Regions from separate parts of the Homo sapiens genome. Here region 1 is linked to region 2. Evidence: chromatin contacts called from ENCODE Hi-C or POLR2A ChIA-PET data. All regions are on one chromosome and are shown on one strand. Each heading gives the region's core, a stretch centred on a gene start or an enhancer-like site at or near the end of the contact. The rest is flanking DNA. Distances are from core to core; before and after follow the strand shown.

Region 1 (7,526 bases), core at 1,705-4,204, 130 kb after region 2:
GAACACAGGGATATCTTAAGTTATTTCACTGTAGGGTTAAAAATGCACAATTTAAAATCCCTTAACAGCAGACCTGTGGTTCTGACTGTCCAGTTCAGAATCTGACCATTCCAAGAAGATAAAGGTATAAAAGCTTAAAATGTGCAATAGTAAACCCAGCCTTTTTTCTTTTTCTATACAGTAAGGCAAGAATGCAGCCTGTAATGCAAAAACGTTTACAAAAAGAGAAAAGCAGGTTAGCACATTGTCGATTGCACAAGAACAGTTAAGAAAATCAGCAGGTAAGCAACAGTGCAAAGATGGAACAGAATCTGCTAGTGTTAATCCTCTGATGCTAGGAGCTCTTTCCAGCATAATGTCCCCAAACACTGCCAGCACCAAGGGGTGGAGCCAGTACTACTTGTGAACTGCAGTTGTGTCTATTTCTTTGTGTGAAATGGAAGGGAGTAACATGGTCACATATAGGTCATACTGTACAAACTGGTATTTTATACTGTTCCAATGCCAGTAATCAATTTATTTTCTTCATTAAAATAATATACACAGAATGTATTGTTAGTTCGATTCCTTCAAATTTTATACATATTTACTTTCTGTTAAAGAGAAAAGGATAAAATGGTATAAAAAAAGATAAAGCTATTAATTAAGCACGAGAGAGAAGATAAATGGATATTTTCCCTGTGTGAGGCTAAGACAGAAGCAAATCTCGTTAAGAAAAATGCCACCCACACAACAGGAAATTTATCCAAAACAAAACAAAAGCAGTTATAGAACCCCTTCTCTACCATCAGAAGTAATTTCACAGCAATAAACTTATTGGTTACAACAGACATACTTGAACAGTTAAGGATGGGAAGAAAGGCTTAAGATATCACCAAATTAAACCGTACAGTGAGACAAAGCCTTGCCAAAGGGAGGGTAAAAATCATGAAGTCCAGCATCAGTGCTCGGTTTAAATCATATATTGGTGACATACTTATCACGAGGACAAGGGGGAAAAAAAGTCTAGATTTACCATGCAGGAGAGATTTATTACTCTACTTGCCTTTGATAACCTGATTACATCTAGTTGTTTAGCAGTTTAGTATTGTGTTAAACTGTTTTTACAACAGAGTTTTTTCTTTTTTTTTAATTAAACCCAGTAAGATGTACAGAAGACAATGAGGCAGTAAAAAGTACTGCTTCCAACAGACAGAGGTGAAAGGTCAAATGAGGGGCCACAGCAAAGAGGTCACTAGCAGCCACAGCCTTCTCTCTGGGGTTGGGGTTCACTGGTTAGCCGGCCTCCCTGCGGGGCTGAAGGTTTGTGTTGTACACCAGACTCAGCAGCATTCAGATCCAAGCTTCCATCCTGAATGTTCTGATAGATTTTCTTGGCAGCCTCAAGGAAGGCATCTTCTACATTCTCTCCCCTAAGAGGCAATTGATAACTTTATTGGAGAACCACAGTTTTCTACAAAAGACAAGACACTGACCTTTTGCTAATCTTTAGTTAACTGCCATGATGTCTCCAACTTAACCACTGTCATCTAATAAGAGATTACCAGAACACTGAGCTAAGAGAACATGGAAAACTATTTTCCTTTTTTTTTTTTTTTTTTTTTTGAGACAGAGACTCACTCTGTCACCAGGCTGGAGTGCAGTGGCCCGATCTCAGCTCACTGCAACCTCCACCTCCCAAGTTCAAGCGATTCTCCTGCTTCAGCCTCCCGAGTAGCTGGGACTACAGGAGCACACCACCACGCCCAGCTAATTTTTGTATTTTTAGTAAAGACAGGGTTTCACCATGTTGGCCAGGGTGGTCTCGATCTCCTGACCTCGTGATCCGCCTGCCTTGGCTTCCCAAAGTGCTGGGATTACAGGTATGAGCCACCACACCCGGCCGGAAAACTACTTTCTATGGAAAGCATACATACATACGTGTACTGAAAGCCCTTTCTACAAACCCTATTTGGACAACTACATGTGTTATATGCAATCATTAAAATACTGTATGTTAATACACACCATGACAATTCAGATAGGTCATTTCTGTGATAACAGAGAGGATACTCCAAACAGAAATGAAATCTCTCTGAACATGCTGAAAAAAATTCCAAGAATAATATGGTCTGCTCAGCCAAGCATGAACTGAGCTGTTTTTAATCGGGTAATGGTGACATAATCATGCTTAGCCACGTTAACACCTCCATTCAGTTTTCTTTGGACTAATAGCACAGCTGAGACTAAACGAAAACAGGTTAGCCTCTCCTCACCACAAGAAATTTTTGGCCTAATAAATGAAGAACAATGATGGGTGTACCACAGTTCAATAGCAGACATGGAAGAACAATTAGAAAATGTTCACTATGCTTCTGAGTAGACACTATTCCCTTAAATCATGCTTTTTAATGTGATCAGAAGTATTACAGGAAGAACAGATTGACCAAGCTTGTCTGAGATGCCAAACTCAACCTCACTTGTGAAAAGTCAAACACTGTCATTTGGGAAAAGTCAAACACTTTTGAAATGTAAACAAAGTTTCATTTATTAACCTGGGTTACCAACAGGCATAATCAAGGTACAATCTTTTAAGTAACAAAAATTCATATTATTTTGAAATGTAAAAAAGGAAGCAAAGAGATGTTTGCTGTTCTTCCTGCAGTAAGCATTACACATTTATAGATAGTACTTTATATGTGTATATACATTATATACTTTTCATATATACGGTTCTACTTTGAGAAACTTGAATATAATTGAAATATCTGTATTTTGGTCACACTTACGTTTTTGCACTCGCTTCGAGGAACAATAAGCCTAAAAATAAAATTCAGACTATAATTAGGACACTTCAAACTAACTCACAAGTGCACTTCTTTAGTAACATCTGAAAAAGTTTCCCATCAGTTTTTAGTACTCCTCCCATAGTATTTTATGAAAAAGTATGTAAGTTTGAGGTGGAGAGCATCTTTATATTTGTCACTAAATAACTGTACTGCTCCAACATAAATCACACAGAAATAGAAACACATTGTTACTTCCTCATTCTTGAGATTTCTGAGTCTGCATTTAAAAAAAAAATGCAAAAAAAAACCAACAAAACTGTCAAGCCCACCTTTCCTTAAAAATTCTCCCAATTGTGACCATTAAGTCTTAAAGAAACTCACCATTTTCTTCAGCAAACTGTTTGGCTTCTTCATATGTAACATCTCTCTGTGCCTCCAAATCTGCTTTATTTCCTATGAGAATTATTACCTAATTTGTGATCAAAAGAAAGACACCTTGTAACAAAAGCAGTAATTTAAACCAACCATGCAAATTCTGAAATCCAAAAATCTTGATAGAAAAAATGACTGGGCCTAAAAAGAAAACCAAGTACTAGCAATTATCCACTAGACAGGGCTACAGATTCATGAAGTCATTACTACAAAGGACCTTAGCAATGATCTAGGTCAGGGGTTGACAAACTTTCTGTAAAGAATAAATACTATATTCTTCAGGTTTGTGGGCCTCATATGGTCTCTGTTACATGTTCGTTGCTGGGTTTTTTTGTTGTTGTTTTTAACAACCCTTTAAAAATTTAAAAATCATCCTTAGTTCACAAGCCAGTCAAAAACAGGCTGTGGGCTGAATGTGGCCCACAGGCCATACATACTTTGGTGACACCTGGTCTAGTCCAAAGATTACGATATAGCTGAGTAAGATTACTAAGGGTTCATGGACAAGCTCCAGGGGATCTGTAAATACCTTGAAATACTGTAAATACTGTAATTGTGGGCATTCCCTAGAGGAGAAGATTCATGGCTTCCATCAGGTTTTCAAACAGTTCTGAGATCCTCAAAAAGTTTGAAAGCCACTAGGTTCAACTCCTTTAGGCTATCAGTAAGGAAACTGAAGCTCAAATAAGGCAAAAGGACTTGCTGAAGGTCACTCAGTGAGTCAGTGGTAGGAGGACATTAGATCTCAGGTAGAAACCCAAACTGAGATCTTGAGACAAATACTATCCTACCCCACACTATCCCTAGAAAGGATTGAGTTTATAGTTAACAGTAACTGATAAGAGATGTCTATGTGTATACACAAGGGGCAGCTGGGAGTAGGGGTTTGGGGGCACGTATGCAGTAAGTTCAAATCCAAGGCAAAATATCACCCACCAACCTATATCCACCTTGGAACCATTCATACAAGTGAAGTTAGGCCAAAGTTAAAGGCAGCTCTGCAAAGTTGTAAGAAAAAAATATGTACCCTTGGGAAACAGCAAAGGGCTTTGGCCTTTACCTGGGGTGGGGAGGGGGGTTATGGATAAACTGTCTTTGTACATTTATGAGCTTATTTGACACCAACTGGTAAAATCCTTCCCTTTTTCCCCCTTCCAAACAGATATGGTAATCTAGATATGAACACTTTAGGAATGGATGGTTTCAACTAAAAGGCACTTCAGCCATTAACTTTTTTTCATGTAAAATTACAGCTCCTGGCTCTTCCACTTTCAAAAATGTGTGTCCATAAACCAAATAATCATTTTTATCTGAATGTAAACCTCATGCAAGGACAGTTAAGTAGTACAACAAAAGTGAGCATTCTTTAAACAGTGTGGACAAAGTGCCCACTGTGAAGGGGAAGAAACTTTCATATACTATCCATTAGTATTTTAAAAGAATAAAATAATGATACTTAAAAAGGAAATCAATTTATAAAAAATCAAGTCTGGTAAAGCCACAATGACTAGCATAGGGCCATTACAAGATAGGTACTCAAAACAAGAAATACTGCCCTGCTCCTGATTCCCTATGAATCTCCAAATAAGGCTTCTTATCTCCCTGAAAGGGAAGACATAAAGTGGCATGCTAATTACAGAGATACAAAACATGCCCACAACAAAATGGTAGAGAACACAACTTCTACACAGAAATCAAGGGCAATTCTATAGAAAATGGAGCACTTAAGAAAAACTCAAGAAATTTTTTTTCTCCTGATCTGGTTCTATTTCAAAGCACATAAATGAGGCAGGAAGGACACAGGGCGGTAAGGTTAATTTTATTATACTCCTCCACGGGCCCTCTACAATGAGTTTTGTTTTTAATATTTTACTTGAAATAGCTATAGAGTCACAGAGACTTACAAAAAATAACAGTGAGGTCCTGTGTACCCTTCACCAAACTTCCCTAATGGTAGGATGTTATGTAACTATAATACACTCTCAAAACCAGGAAACTGACATTGGTACAATCTGCAGCCCTTATTCAGATTTCAGTTTTTACACATTCTCAGGCACATGTGCGTTCGTGCATGGGTGGTTCTATGTAATTTTATCTCAGGTGCAGATCTCCATCATCACTATCAGGATACAGAACTGTTCTATCACTACAAAGAAACTGCTTCTGTGCTGCCCTCTATGTCATCACACCACTACCACCCTCCACCCCCTTTGCTAATCCCTGGCAATCACTAATCTACTCCCCATCTCTACAATTTTGTCATTTTGAGAATGTTTTCTAAATGAAATCATACAGTATGTAAACTTTTGAGATTGGCTTTTTTACTGGGTATGATGCCCTTGAGAACCAGCTCAACTGCTGCATATATAAAGAATTCATTCCTACGTACGGCTTAGTAGTACTCCACTATAGAGATGTTCCGAACTGTTTAACCATTCACCTGTCAATGGCCAGGTTGGGAAACACCTAGGTTTCCAGTTCTGGGCTACTGGAAATAAAGCTGCTATGAACACCCATCTATAGGTGTGTATGTAAACCTTGGGTTTAATGCGATAATGGAAATGAAAGTTTCAGGCACAGTCCCTAGCATGATAGGCAAACAATGTTAACTGACTCTCAATATGATTAAACCACCATTTCCTGATAAAAGCTCATCTTACCACTGATAACACAGTTCTTGAAGGAGGCCTCTACCAAATGTTGGGGGTATAAAGCCAAGTGAGACACAAGCCTTGTTCCTGAGAAACTCAAGTCACAGCTCAGTGTGTCTTTCCTCACATTGTTCCTGGCATACCCTCAACAATATCTACTGAAACTTCACTCACCCCTCAAGGACCAGCTCAAACACCACTCCTCTGTAAAGCTGCTTTCTCTCCAGACGGCACTGATCATCCTAGGCTCTCCAGCACTGTGCCAGTCCCTCTATTTCTAATTCGTGCTTCAATCTACTTTGCAGCACAGTTATCTGCATATCTGCTGGTTCTCTCCCTGCTAGACTATAAGCTCTTTGGGACCAAGGATCCATGTTTATCTTTGTATACTGCAGAGTCTAGCATGGTGGCTAGCCTTTAAAATCTCAATAAATATCATCTCAGTCTGGTTAAGAAGCTAATGTTTTAACACATATAGAATCCTTTTTATTTTTGACTGAAATTTTTATCCTTAATTCTCCTCCTGTAGTTGAAATTTTTATTGAGGTAACGCAGATTCACATGCAGTTGTAAAAAACAGTACAGAAAGATCTCTTCTACGTTTTGCCCAGTATCCTCCAATGCTAAAGTTTTATGAAATTAATGCAGATCCCTTTTAAAATCATAATTTCAGATTTCATAGTCTTCACATGAGATCACCACTACATTCATAATAGTAATGACAAACATGAACAAAAAACCTAGGTATAATAAAATGCAAAACCTGGTTTAATAAGAACTGAAAAATAACTGTTAGGTTTTCTTCAACTAATTGAAGAATACAATAAAAATTCTCTCATTCTTAGTACCTGAAGACAAAAATCTCACCAGTAAATGGCTTCCCTTTTTGGGTTAGCTTAGTTCTTAAATTTTCTGTGTAATAAGATGCCATTTAACTTACAGTATTTGGATTGGTGAGATTCCTTGCATCTGTCAACCAGCTGCTTAAGTGGTTATATGTACTTCTTCTGCAAAAATAAAAGTTTAAATTTGTGACTGCCATATAATTATAGAAAAAAAACTTAAATATTTAAAATACATATTTAATCAACATATCCTAAAATAATAATTTTGCTTTGACCAGTTACTCAGAACAGTAGTTGTGAAATACAACTGCATACTTTTCAAAAATCTAGCCAAACCTAATATTTTTAAATAAACAACTCAATATCCAACAACTTTGATAATTACAGGTCAGGAGTAAATTGTTTACTCCTAAAAGCATACCGTAAACAGACCAATAAGCAAGCAAGGAACAACACAGTAAATTGATGGAAATGCCAATGTGGAGTCAAAACTCAAATTACTTTGAAATCATACAGACTTTCAATCACAAAGCACAAAGTTGTATCAAAATGCCTAAACATGACACATTTAATGGAAGACACTTTTGCTTGTCTTTAAATTTTAATTTCATTAAAAACCAAGTCACACTATTATAAGCTGGCATACAATTCACCTTTCCTTAATAATTTAAAGAGCAAGCTAACTATAACAGCATAAAATTGACTTTGAAGACATTTGACAAGAATTCAAGTCCCCAGATATCAGTGAAAAAGTTCGTCCTAACTTTGTTCTCTTATCTATCAGGCAGCTAAATTATTCTGGAATTCTAACTGCCCAAGCAAGAGTTTAA
Region 2 (6,616 bases), core at 3,726-6,225:
CTCAGCATTGGCTTTTTATTATTTATAACATAATCAAAATAATTTTTGATACAAAGATACTTAAATATATACAAACTTAAAACGGTACAATCTTATGCTTATGATTTTTGTATAATTAAAAACTCAAAACAAATTTATAAAATAAATTCAAAATGTTACAAAATCAATATAATTCGAATTTTAAGCTCTTTATTAAATTTCCATTTTTAATTTCTTTATAAAGAACTCACTTTAGAGAAACTCTGGTCTAAATGAACTGCAGAGCCCATTTTACGTCTGATATTCTTTGATTTTCTTTATTAAGTATCAGAATTTTTAGTAAAAATAAGTTGCAAGTATGTCTCTAAGCAATCTATACTACAATATCTTAATAGGAGAGTTATTTGATCAAGGTTGTTCTTTCTATTAACTGCAGGTTGTCAATGAGAGCTATTCACTTTAGTAATCACAAATTTTTTAGTTTTTGAAACTATAATTGTAGAATATTAGAGTTCAATCGAATGTTCAATAATATCCATGGATTTTTGTGGGCAATGTACTACAGATAAAATCATACTCATATTTCTCAATTTCTTTCTAATAGTAATTTTCATAGCAAACAAGTATTTTCAATTATCTCCAAATATTTTCACATTAGTACAATTTTATTTTCCAATAAGAATGTGAAAATGGACATGCATTGCTCAAAAAGCAGACATAACTTCTGTTTAGAATTTTCTGTTTCTGTTAGAATTTTCACTTACATTATCATTAGTGACTGACATCATCTAATAATCCCACAGTGGATGTAAATGATTAAATCTATATGTTATCAATATTCAAACTTTGTACACATTTTTATTGAGAATATTCTGTATATATATATAAAGAAAATAAAGGATAAATACATACTGTTAAGATTGCAGAGTTTTGGAATTTATTCTCTGAGGATAAATGAACATGGCCTGAGGAGTAACTAAATTTTTTATCAGGATAACTTTTAATAGAGATTGTTGCATCAAATGCTTCAGTGTATCCATAAACTTGAATCACAATATTTTCAGATGCTCCAACACGGAATATTTTTGGTGCTGAAATGACATATCTGTTGAAAAAGGAAAAGATAAGGCTCAATGTCTTTATATGACATATTTTCTTTTACTTTTGATTTTTTTCTCTCACTTGAGAGATTCCATTTAAAATACATATATTTCCTCACTTAAAAATGATACTAATAAGTCAAAATGTACTTGTGACCCACCATAACTTCAGCATAATTTCCAAGTAGTTTGGAATTAAGACCTGAGAAGCTGGAGGTTTAGTTTACATTTAGAAAGTTAAGGTGATAGCAGCACTTTCTCTTAGCTACTGCAGCCAAGGAAGACTTTTAATCATGTTGACCAGAACATGTAAATGGGGTCAATATTTTTTGCTCAATGAAGAAAAAAGCAGTGATTGAATTCCAGCTGTGGCATCTGCTGGCTGAGTGACCGTGGTAAAGTCACTAAGTCTTTCTGAGGCTAAAATAACTTACTGTGAAAATAATCGCCTTCTTTACCAGGCTCTGGTAAAGATTAAATAAGAACATATATATGAAAAGGTCTAGCACTCTTAGTACTCAATACATGTTAAGATTTATTAATCTCACTAAATTAGTTTAAAGGGAGTGATCTTAGAAATACTATGTTATACTAGTAAACGGATAACGGAAAGGATAGAATATGAGTGAGCTGGGAAGTGCATTTGGAAATGGAAATAGTGATGATGGTCCTTTAAGAGCAAATCATCATCTTCAAACAATAATGGTAATTAAGTACTTGCCACATATCAGAGGCTGTATCAGCACTTTACATACAGCTCTTGTTAATTTTTACAATAAGCCAATGATGCTGGTACTATCATTATTCGTACTTTGCAAGTGGTAAAAGGCTAACTTGGCTAAGGTTATACGGTTTGTAAGTAAATGGGGGAGGCCTTTATATGAGTTCTCAGTTGTTATGTGTACAGTTGAGGTCAAGTTTATATGTTATTCACAACCATAGACTGTTCTCTTATTTTTACTTTTCATGTGATTTATACAATAATGGAAGTGAGTCTATACATGCTTTTGAGTGATTTTTAAAAATTATTTTATTTAAAAACTTACAAATATAAACTGGATTACTAAGTGTATATCACAAGAGTATCTAATTTGAATAGCGAGAACTACATACGCTATTACATAGGAAAAAAAAGTGTTTTAACCCAAAAGGGCATAGTGATCGACTAATTCAAGTGGCCCAACAAGCTTGGAGGGCACCCACCACCCCACCTGGCAGAATTATTCCAGGCTTCTGCCAACATTGTGACATTTTAAGAGTCTGGTAAAAGCAGGAAGTTTTTAGTAACAATGGAATTAATTTATCAGCAATTAAATCCTTTAAAGCATCTGACAGTTATCCTGCATTACAATTAATTTGGATCCACTTACAGGCAAATTACAAAAGAGAGGAAAGAATTTCCAGATTTCCAACCATCATCTGAATTCCCCTTCCCCACATGCCTAGTAGGAGATGGCAGAAAATGAGAGGAGTTCAGTTTTTATGATAATAAGATATATTTACTGAAATTTTGCCCTGTGATAAGGCACTATTCTGAATACTTTATTTGTATAAACTCATTGTGTCATTACAACCACTCTGTGAGGAACTATTACTCCAATTTTAAGGTGAAGAAACTGCTAATTAATTTTCCCAAGGCCACACATATAGGATTTATGAATTCTATAATTCACAAATTATAGAATTAGAAATCGAACCTGAGCAGCCCGTTTCCAGAATTAACATTTTCAACTGTTGTACTAAATGGAATTTATAAAGAGTTTTGTAATTAGAAAAATTTAGGGATATAAAGCTACTTTAATTTCAGTATTTATAGAAGCTTTATGTTTTTAAGTTTAGTATTGCTTTAATTTTGAATTGTGTATGGTAGGGGTCCCCAACCCCTGGGCCATGGACAAATACCAGTCCATGGCTTGTTAGGAACCAGGCTACACAGCAGGAGGTGAGCAGTGGGGCAAAGGAGCATTACCACCTGAGCTCTGCCTCCTGTCAGATCAGTGGTGGCATTAGATTCTCCTAGGAGCATGAACTCTATTGTGAACCGCACATGCGAGGGATCTAGATTGCAAGCTCCTTATGAGAATATAATGCCTGATGATCTGAAGTGGAACAGTTTCATTCTGAAACCATCCCCACCCCAATCCTGGTCCATGGAAACATTGTCTTCCACAAAACCTGTCCCTAGTGCCAAAATGGTTGGGGACTGCTGGTCTATGTGATGGTAGCCGTCAAGCAAAAATACATAGTGTTTAGAAGCCCCTAAAAGAATATTCTGGAACCACCCTTTATAAAGATTTTGGTTCTTATTGACTTATCAGTAGCATAATCTATCCATATAAATAATTTCATAGTTTTCTTTGTCTTTCAATTGCTGCAGAGGAGCAGGAGCTTGCAGAGAGGCAAGAATGTTATTTTGGCCTCTATCTGGAATGCTCTTTCCTCAAATATTTGCATGGTTTGCTTCCTCACTTCCTTCAGGCTCTGTTTGAGTGCAGCCTCCTTAAGAGAACCTTTCCTGGCCACATTTTAAAATAGTGCCCCATAATTATTTTTTAATTCTCATACTCTGCTTTATTTTTTTCTTCATAATACTACCTACCTGACCTTACACATTCTTTCATTGGTTCATTCATTCATTACTTGCTTCTCCCACTAGAATGCAAGCTCTAGGAATTGTCTTACCGTTTGCTATATCTGCAGTGCCTATCATATGTTTAGATGCTCAATAAATATTTGTTGAATCAATCAATCAACCAATTAATTAAAGTGATTGATTGCCATGTTGTAAATGGTACACTCTGACTTCTTCAGAGAAAGTGAGGAAATAATTTTTATTAAGGGCTAGTAGAAAGAATTCAGAATAAGTCTGGACAAGAATCATGGAACCCAGGTCCTAGCCCTAGTTCTGCCACCAATTTGAAGTCACTTAATTTCAGTCTCTCTAAGCCTTAGCTGCTCGTCTTTCAAAAAGAATAAAGGCAGGATGCTAAGGTAGTTGAGTGCTTGTGGCCATGTAAAAAGATCACAGATCAGAAATACGAGGGTGCTAAAAAAGAATGACATCCTAAGTATGTGTTTATATATAATATATTTACATGTATACATTTATGACAAAATGAAAAAAATTGAAGTGATAAACAGGAGACCTTAATAAAAATCCTGTTTCTCTCTCTCTAGAACTGTGACCTTTGGTCAGTCACTTCCCTTATCTGGACTTATTCTCATATATAAAATGAATAGGTTTGATTAGATGATCTGCAGTTACTTTTCAGTATTAAAATATTTCTAGATATAAGATCATTATTTTTAAAACATTACTTAAAATGCATATTATCTCAATAATGACACTAAAAATTGTGAAAAGTCAGCTCATAAATGTATGGTAGAAGTCACTACAACAACAGATTTTCAGATCACAGTATTAGATTGACTCCTAAATAACCCTGGTTTAACTGTGTATAGTCTATGAAAAACACAAAGAAAACTAAACACCAAGTTAAAATAAGCAAAAAATGTCAAGAAAGTTTATTATCTGGAGTTTCTTTTGTGCTTTTTTGAAGAGGAATTTGAATAATCACTTAACGTAAATTTTAATAAATAACAATTCCATAAAAGCTGTCATGTTGTTAGCTACTCATCAAATCAAAATGCTTCCATGACTTTCTCATTCAGAGATGATACTATTCACTTGCTGTTCTCAGAAGTAGCAAGTTATTTTCAAGTTAACAGAATCTGTTAAATTTAACTCTTCATTCGTCATAACTAAGATGCATTGAAAAATGAAGATAGCTTGTTTTACTTACGTTTGCTCCTGTCCCCAGGTTTTCCCCAGGAAGATTAAAAAACAAAGTATTCCCAAAAGGCCCATGGTTGGAGGTAGCAGGAAACCACGGATATAACACTTTTGAGGATAGTCTCCTTTTAAATAAACTGAACTTGAAGAATTCAGATAATCTGGTTAATTATTAATGTCAGAAAGGTGAACCTCTAAGTGGGAAAACTAGAATTGGAACTAAAACACCCTTTCATGCCCAGGAATACAGATAGGGAGTACTTTACAGGAACTTACACCCAGGGAATTTATTTTTATTAATACAAATAAAGGGACCCTAAAATGGGAATTTGGCACTATGAAGAGTGGCTCAAAGCTAGAAACCAGTAAGCCCATTGCTTTGGCCTTTCTTCTCTTGCCCAGGGCATTTGCTTTGATGTTGCATCATCTGCAAGCATACATCTGGCAGGTCCACTCTAATACTGATGAAGACCCACCTGGACTCAGTTTCACACTGAAATGATTTTAGAAGGGGCCTGGTTTAGACAGGGCTCACAAGATGATCTTTTTTTGGTGACCTGAATGGCAGTGTCCTTGGTGCTGCAAATGGTCTGAGCATAACCTAGCTCTGCAAAGGAGGTCTAGGGAATTGTTCCTTGGTCTGTCTCAGTCTAGAGAACACTAGGTGGAGGAAAGTTGTGACTGGCAATGAAAACGCCATGTGGAGGATGCTGTCGTCATTCTCTAAGTATTGGAGAATAGATATTCTCCAATATTTATTAAGGCATATACCACTCGTTCAAAGTTTGTCTTTATTCAGATATAGAATATCTTTCTTTTAAAGAAAACACATGTTATACTTTTCAGTGAGGATTTTAATAATTTTAATATAAGAGCTCCAGAAAAACAAAGCTTCCTATAACAATTGAGTCTAGTAATTAATTCACAATATACTAAAATTTTATCTTTATACTTTTTTTTTTTTTTTTGGAGACAGAGTCTCTTTCTGTCGCCCAGGCTGGAGTCTAGTGGCACTATCTTGGCTCAGGGCAACCTCTGCCTCCCAGGTTCAAGGCATTCTCCTGCCTCAGCCTCCCAAGTAGCTGGGACTACAGGCATGTCCCATCACATCCAGCTAATTTTTTGTATTTTTAGTAGAGGTAGGGTTTCACCGTGTTGGCCAGGCTGGTCTCGAACTCCTGACCTCAGGTGATCCACCCACCTTGGCCTCCCAAAGTACTGGGATTACAGGCATGAGCCACTGTGCCTGGCTGATTTTTAATTAAGTTAATTTTTATGATGTTTTATGTTCATTAGAATTTTTTTATTTACTACCTTCTCTTTTTTAGTACTATTTTTACCTTAATATATAATATGTACTCTTCTTTAAAATAATAAAACAGATGTCTCTAAACATATTTCTATAATGAGATATTTATGATATATAAATGAGATATTTATGGTCACATTGGCATTCTTTGCTTTGAATTAATAAATAATAAACCAAAAATATTTATAAACACTTTAATGCTGAATTCACTAGGGAAAAAAGGAGCACAAAGGGAAATTTGATATACAAATTTCACTAAAGGTATCTCTTGCATATGTCATTGAAATGACAAACATTTGCCACTATTGTCTGATCATCTAGCCCATTTATTTCAAAAGGGAATCTGTGAAATGATTAAGCTGGGTTGCAAAAGATGGGTCAAGTTAAAACAAACAGTACTTTTGCCATCATTTTTGGGAAATGAAATTTAAGAGA

What was found. A loop is a pair of places that touch in the nucleus more often than their neighbours do. ChIA-PET counts read pairs that join two places held with the same protein, here RNA polymerase II (POLR2A).
Region 1: a map of HepG2 shows a loop between it and region 2 (2.1-fold over the local background). The contact joins the enhancer-like site here to the promoter of C5 in region 2. A Hi-C loop is called at or near these places in 1 of 168 maps with a recorded cell type or tissue (HepG2). POLR2A ChIA-PET finds 5 or more read pairs at or near these places in 5 of 52 experiments (BJ, OCI-LY7, T-cell and 2 more).

Annotation. Positions count from the first base shown.
Region 1 is chr9:121,180,162-121,187,687 of GRCh38, forward strand. RAB14 (RAB14, member RAS oncogene family) reads right to left here. Exons shown (of 8, transcript NM_016322.4): 5 at 6,792-6,858; 6 at 3,150-3,237; 7 at 2,769-2,799; 8 at 1-1,412. The coding sequence ends at 1,235. Among named protein-coding and RNA genes, the nearest start is that of RAB14, 18 kb to the right of the region's middle. Within about 2 kb of position 2,955, at least 2 of the 41 ENCODE cell types and tissues checked have a DNase peak (open chromatin) inside an H3K27ac peak, as active enhancers do; they include OCI-LY7, where a contact is called at or near this core.
Region 2 is chr9:121,045,300-121,051,915 of GRCh38, forward strand. C5 (complement C5) reads right to left here and starts at 4,976. Exons shown (of 41, transcript NM_001735.3): 1 at 4,883-4,976; 2 at 892-1,084. The coding sequence starts at 4,947.